2 separate regions of the Mus musculus genome follow, and region 2 is linked to region 1. The links are chromatin contacts, found by Hi-C or POLR2A ChIA-PET in ENCODE. All regions are on one chromosome and are shown on one strand. The core of a region is the stretch at or near the end of the contact, and the rest is flanking DNA. Distances in the headings are between cores, read along the strand shown.

Evidence for each region. A loop is a pair of places that touch in the nucleus more often than their neighbours do. ChIA-PET counts read pairs that join two places held with the same protein, here RNA polymerase II (POLR2A).
Region 2: a loop to region 1 is called in a map of left cerebral cortex, with 2.2 times the contacts of the local background. The contact joins the promoter of Pcp4l1 here to the promoter of Sdhc in region 1. A Hi-C loop is called at or near these places in 5 of 37 maps with a recorded cell type or tissue (heart and left cerebral cortex). POLR2A ChIA-PET finds 5 or more read pairs at or near these places in 2 of 5 experiments (Patski and embryonic stem cell).

The regions. Positions count from the first base shown.
Region 1 is chr1:171,149,184-171,152,529 of GRCm38, forward strand. Sdhc (succinate dehydrogenase complex, subunit C, integral membrane protein) reads right to left here and starts at 1,420. Exons shown (of 6, transcript NM_025321.3): 1 at 1,376-1,420. The coding sequence starts at 1,395. It also overlaps a transcript of Mpz not described here.
Region 2 is chr1:171,194,943-171,198,119 of GRCm38, forward strand. It overlaps Pcp4l1 (Purkinje cell protein 4-like 1), which reads right to left and starts at 1,326. Exons shown (of 3, transcript NM_025557.1): 1 at 1,069-1,326. The coding sequence starts at 1,077.

The DNA of each region.
Region 1 (3,346 bases), core at 170-2,669:
ATTACTTGTAGACACAACCAATCTACATGAGGACAGAAGGTGAGGTAAATAATTCTTAGTGCTGGGATGACAGAATATCTGACTGACGGAAGGTGACAGCAGGACACACCCACAGTCCCCTCCCAGGGACTCAGTGTAATGCTTGGCAGGTAACACACTCAAACTGCTTTGGGAATTTGCTTTTCAAATAATTTCCATGTGAGACTGGCTAGATCCAGGAAGAACCCAAAGATGAAGACTCTACATACTAATCCCGAAACTCCTAAGATAAATGCCTGGAACCAATATGATCATTTTAAGCTAAATGTTAAACCATTGACCTGATATGCCCTAACATTCACCAGCATGTGTTACATCATAGAATTTGAAAGCATTTAATTATGGTCAAAATTAGGGATGAAAGATACAGCTCTGGAAAACCTGGTCCTGTCCTTCGGCTATGAGGATGCGCAGCAAGATAAAAATAAAGGATAAAGATAACCAATCCAAACTCCCCAAGACTCACTTTTACAAAGAAAGACTAAACAGAATCCCTCTATTTTTATACTGCATGACAGAAGTGGAAAGAGAAATGAAAACATATTTGGGAGAATCGGGGTCTGGAATCTCAACAGCACTGAAGCTAACTTTCCATAACAAATAATTTCCAAAAATAGGACTGGCACAAAACTGGGTTGGGATTTGTACCAGAAATGTCACTAGCCCTTACAACTATAAAGGCTCTGTGGATGATAGCTAATGAGTGAAGAATTCAGAACAAGGGGAAATCTAAGCTATTTCTCTGGACAGAAAATGGACACTTTAGAGAAAGGTGGTGACACCCACCCACCCAATTGTCCCGCTAAAACCAAAATTAAAACAAAACAAAGTGGATTTCCTGGGCAACATTAAGAGACCCACTGTGGATGCTATTATTGACCTTGGCTTGGGAGGGATGCATTAGGATGCCCGACAGTTTCCACCGGTTGCTAGCAGGATTGCCAGGAGTTAAAGCACCCAGTAGGTGCTCCAAGGAGCCCCTCCCTCTACAATCCCTAAGTCCCCCCAAAACTGCAGGCCTAGGGGCCCGCTGATCTCGAAGTTACAGCAGCTTTTTGGGGCCACAAGAGCAGTTTTCGAAGAGGCTTTAGAGGTGGGCGAGGCAGAAACAATGACAGCCGCGCCACTCGGCCACACACAGTGTGACCTCTAAGCCCTTCCGAGCCTCTCCGCCGGGGGAGAAGAGGGGGTGCTAAGATCCCAGGGGCGCGGCCTGCACACCCGCAGGTCCTTTCCCTGTCCCCGCAAGGCACACACCGCTGTCACCCCCTCAGGGACTAATTCAGGTTCCCCCAACGGTCGCGGGCGTGGACTCCTAGCCCCAGGCTAAAGTCACCTCAGCAAGAACGCAGCCATCTTGAGTTCCGGCCTGGACGGAAATGACGCATCGCTCCTCCCCCCGTGTGGCCCTGCCTTTGGGGGCGGAGCCGGCGGGGCGGAGGCGGGGACTATCATATGACACCTCAGAATTTTTAGGCTGGAACCTCCTTTGTGTTCCGGGCTTGGTGGATGGTACTTTTTTTGTTTTGGGTTCTTTTTGGTTTTTTTTGGTTTTAGTTTTTTGTTTTGCTTTGCTTTTCAGTTCTTCGGTTTTCCTCTCACGCGCCAGTTTCTAGCTAGCGTCGTTTGTCAAAGTTTTGGCCAAAATCGCCGAGTGGTTACCGTTAGTGCGTTTACCTGCCCGAGTGTTTATTTTGTAGGGCTCGCTCTGCCAGGCAGCCACTTCTCCGGCTTATTTATTCCCTGAGGATTTCAGAGGCTCACTTCACCCCCCTCCTTCCAAGTTGTCTTAAAAATCCCCTAGTTAGCTGGCTGAGACACCCAAGGAAAAATGCTAGTTTGGCCTTCTTCTGAACTTGGTGCCTCCCGTGTTAGGCAAGCACTATACCTTTAAGCCATATCCCCAGCAAGATAAGCAAACCGTACCCCAAATTGGGCCGTAGGGAGTGTGTCGTGGGCTGCCAGAGGGCCATCCGCCATCCCTTTCAATGTTGGCATCCTTTCTCACCACCTCCTTTAGGCCTGGCAATTCCAGGGTTTGAGCTGCAGCACGAACCAAACTCCCACTGGCCAAAGACAACGCTCTTTTGTTTATTTTTTCAGCGATATGTGGGTGACACCCACAGCCACAAGAGCCTAGGGGTGTGGAGGAGAACCCGCTTTGATTTATATATACTGTATATCCACGGTTTTGAGGATTCCAAGCACAGAAATCAGTTGCAGAGTCTCTCGACTGAGGAAAGAGAGAAAGACATGAAATGAAATGTCAAAGTTCCTGACCCTGGGCGCTGAGGGGTGGCAAGGCAAAGGGAGAAAGAATAAAGGGGGGCAGCCCAGAGCAACTCTTATTCTGTAGCAAATCTCTTTTTGAATGTATTAATATTCAGATCCCATTTATATTTAGCAATCTAGCTCTCTCCTGCCTTTTTCCTTTCAGGATTTAAATAGCACAAATTCGCTTTTTTCCCCCCTTCATCAAATGAATAATATTATTTTGCATTTTTGTAACGTTAGACAAAGAAAGCACTTTGTAGACTTTTAGGGACCTTTGAGGTTCTCTCATCCAACCCTCCGTTCAGTGCAGGAATCTCTTTTGCAGTGTTTCTTGATCTTCAAGATGGACGCGACACAATTCAGTGCCAGCTACCTCAAAACATAAGTTTCATGTTGGTAGCAGTGGCTGTGCCTATAGTCCCAGCACTGTGGAGGCTGAGGTAAGAGGATCGTGAGTTTGAAGTCACTCTCCAGAGACAGGTAAAAGAGAAACAAACTGACATAAAGAAAACAGCTTTTAGAATTTAGTAAGAAGGTCCATCAGTAGAAAATTGTTCTAGTAAGTACAGCTTTCTGCTCCTGAACTCCCTCCCAGACATCGCTCCAACCCTCTCTAACCCAGCTTGCTGACACGCCTACAGTCCTAGTACTTAGTGGGTCAGGTGCTCAGGTCATCCTCAGCCTTGGCAGCATACCAAGTTCCAGGTGACCTGGACTACACAGACAGTATTCCAGAAACAAAAATAAGAATAAAATGTAACAGATGTCCCTTTAATTTAGCTCTTTGTTTTATTTAAATGGTTGTATGTCTGTATACCACGTGTGTGCTTGGTGCTCCGAGAGGCCAGAAAAGGATGCCAGTTCCCTCCTGGAACTGGAGTTATGGACCTGTGACCTTCTAGGTAGGTGCTGGGAATCTCTCTCCATGCTCTGAAGGAGTGGTTAGTTTTCTTAACTGCTAAGCCATCTCTCCAGCCCCATCACGTAGGTCTTGAACATAAATGTACTTTTGGCTTTTTGCCAGTCTGTGAAA
Region 2 (3,177 bases), core at 76-2,575, 46 kb after region 1:
TAGCTAACTCAGATTCCAGATTGAGAACCTACTAGACTCCAGGTAGAGTGCTAAGTACTTGGCATATATAATTTAATCTTTTAGAACAACCAGTGTTACCTTCATTTTACAGATAGAAAGCTGAAGCACAGACAAATTAAGTGATGCTCCCATGGCCACAGAGCTACTAAGTAGCACAACTAGGCACTGGCATACAGCTGAGCAACATACTGAACACAAGGGCGCGCTTACTAAGAATGGGGCCGCAGAAGGCAGGCATGCTAAGCCACTGTTCAAATCGACGTCATCCAGGAACGACAATCTTGTCTCCTGATAAGAGGATCTGCCTGGGATGCTACAAATTAAGTCAGATAACAGGGACAGTTCTTCTTAATGTGTTACCATGGACAGTGTTCTTTGAACCGAGTCAACCAGTTACAGGACCGGGTTGGCTCCCATGACCATCACCACAGAACCTGTGCGAAAATTTGGATGTAACAGGCACTGCACTGCAACGGGAGGTCTTCTCTGGAAGAGAACATCTCCCCAGGTGCTAGATGTGCCTTCCTCTTCTACAGTATTCATGGACGTCAGGTACCCCCCCACACACACACACACACACATCGTTCCTCATTGAATAAGTGAAAACTGCCACCCGAAGGGAGGGAGTTAGGTGGCCAGGGATGGAGCTGTTGGCTGCTACTTATAGAGTGCAAGAACCACACAATCCTAGCGGAGGTCGGAGAGAACTGAAGTGAGGGCATCAAAGAAAGCCATGGTAACCTCGGAGCAATACGATATAGATGCGGAGGATAGCACCCAAGAGAGTTTATCTGCCCGAGAGCTCAGTTCCCGCTTACAGCTGACTCCAGTCACCCCCTCCCCAAAGCACTATTGCAATTGTTAGGCTAAAAGCACCCCCTGCCAGTGGCTTCCGAGAGCCGGGAGGTAGGGGCTTTCCTAGAGGGGCAGTGGCGTCCATCCAGAGAGTAACTCTAGCTTCCCGGGACCTGGAGCCGCAGCCTTCTCCCCGCCGCAGCCCTGGCCCGGACGCGGAGGTGACGGGGTATGCCAAGTGGCACCACTCACCTCGCTCATCCCGGCGGCCGGACGGGCGTGGCAGGCGCAGGTGAGGCAAGGGGTCCTCGGAGATGCGTGCGTGAACCGCGGCCGAGAGTTGCTGGGCTCCGGGGCAGGGGCCCTGGAGGGCTCGGAGGGGAGAGTGCACGCTGCGAGCTGTTGCTTAATGCTGCCCCAAATGCTCCGGCTGCAGCGCTGCTCAGGGAGCCCCTTCTGACCTGGTCCTGTCAGCAGCTCCGGGCGCCTTGACCGGCTCCACCTTTTATAGTGAGCTGCGGTCCCTGCCTCCAGCCCAACCAATAGAAACTCTGCCTAGTGCAGACTGACAGCTCCTTGAACCCAGTGGTGGCAGGCTCAGAAATCTGCTGCATTTCCAAACTAGGGTAAGACGGAGAGAGCGGGAAGGAGGGGGGAGACCATGGGGGATGAGAAGACAGAAAACGAAGTAGGGAACCGGTAAAGGAAAGAGAAGTAGTAAGTAGTAACTGAAGAAACTGAACTCTGGTCCTCTTGAAGAACAGCTAAGGCTCTTGAGCCTTAGCTCAACCTCACATTGTATATATCGTTTAAGGAAAAAGAAAATAAACAGAACACAGGTAAACACACAGACCTTTTAGTTCTGTTTATCTATCTAGTTTTCATCTAAGGAAATTCTTTAATTTTCAAGCCTACAGTTCTTATTGACTTCATAAAAATCTCTTACAGCTTCAGTCAGTCAAACCCGGATACTGCAGCTTTCATAGATATATTCTTTGGTTGGTACCATCACAGACTGTTAACAACTGTAACTGTGACTTGTCACTACCATTCAGTGGTTTGGTCTCTTCTCAACAACCAACTTCAAGGAAGACCTCAATCGGTCTTTTTTTCTAACTTGACTCTTTGTGTTTATACATTTCCTCTGTTGGGTTAGAAATTAGGAAGATGGGGGAAAGATCCATCTGAGATCCTGTGATTCTGTTTCTAATAGGAATCTGGTTGCCTCAGTTACTAAAGTTCTAACTAGGCTGGCTCCTACTCACTCTGTACAGCATACTCCTCTGGAATCTTTCTAATGAACAATTAATTAGCATTGAAAAGGTTGTCCTTAGTGAAACAAACCTTAATTCTTGCTGCTATGAAATGAGCTTTGAGATGATAATGAGAATTCACCCTGTAGGTTAGGGATCAGCTAACTTTCCAGGTAACAATCAAATAATAAATGTTTTTTTCTTTGTAGGATCGCTGTACTCTTTGCTGAGCCATTTCCTACTGCACTTGAATACGGGCACAAATACTTATGTCAACAAACAGCTATGGCTCCATCTGATATAAATGTATTTGTGACCACTGAAGTTTGAATTTCATATAAATTTCATGGGCTACACTGTGTCTTCTTTTTAAATTTTAGTGGAGGAGCTGCAGAGGTGGCTCAGCAGCTAAGAGCACTTGCTGCTGTTCCAGAAGTCACTTCCAGGCACCTGTACAAACATGGGAATATGGCATATACTCATACATATAGTAAATAAATTTTAGTGTATATGATGGTCTGTATATGCTTGGCCCAGGAAGGGGTAGCCTTGTTGGAATAGGCATGCCACTATGGGCCTGAGCTTTAAGGTCCTCATCCTAGCTGCCTGGAAGTGAGTCTTCCTCTAGCGGCCTTCAAACTATGAACTCTCAGCTCCTTCTGCACCATGCCTGCCTGGATGCTGTCATGCTTCCACCTTGATGAAAACGGACTGAACCTCTGAACCTGTAAGCCAGCTCCAATTAAATGTTGTCCTTTTAAGAGTTGTCTTGGTGGGGTTGGAGAGATGGCTAAGTGGTTAAGAGCACTGTCTGCTCTTCCAGAGGTCCTGAGTTAAATTTCCAGCAGCCACATGGTGGCTCACAACCATCTTTAGTGGTTCTGATACCCTCTTCTGGTGTCTGAAGACAGCTACAATGTACTCATGTACATACAATAAATAAATTAAAAAAAAAGAGTTGTCTTGGTCATGGTGTCTGTTCACAGCAGTAAAACTCTAACTAAGAAAGAAGTTGGTACTAGAGACTGGGGAATTGCTGTGATAGGCCTGACCATGCTTTTGTTTAGAAGAACGTGGATTTTGGAACTTTGGATTTGGAAAGCAGTGG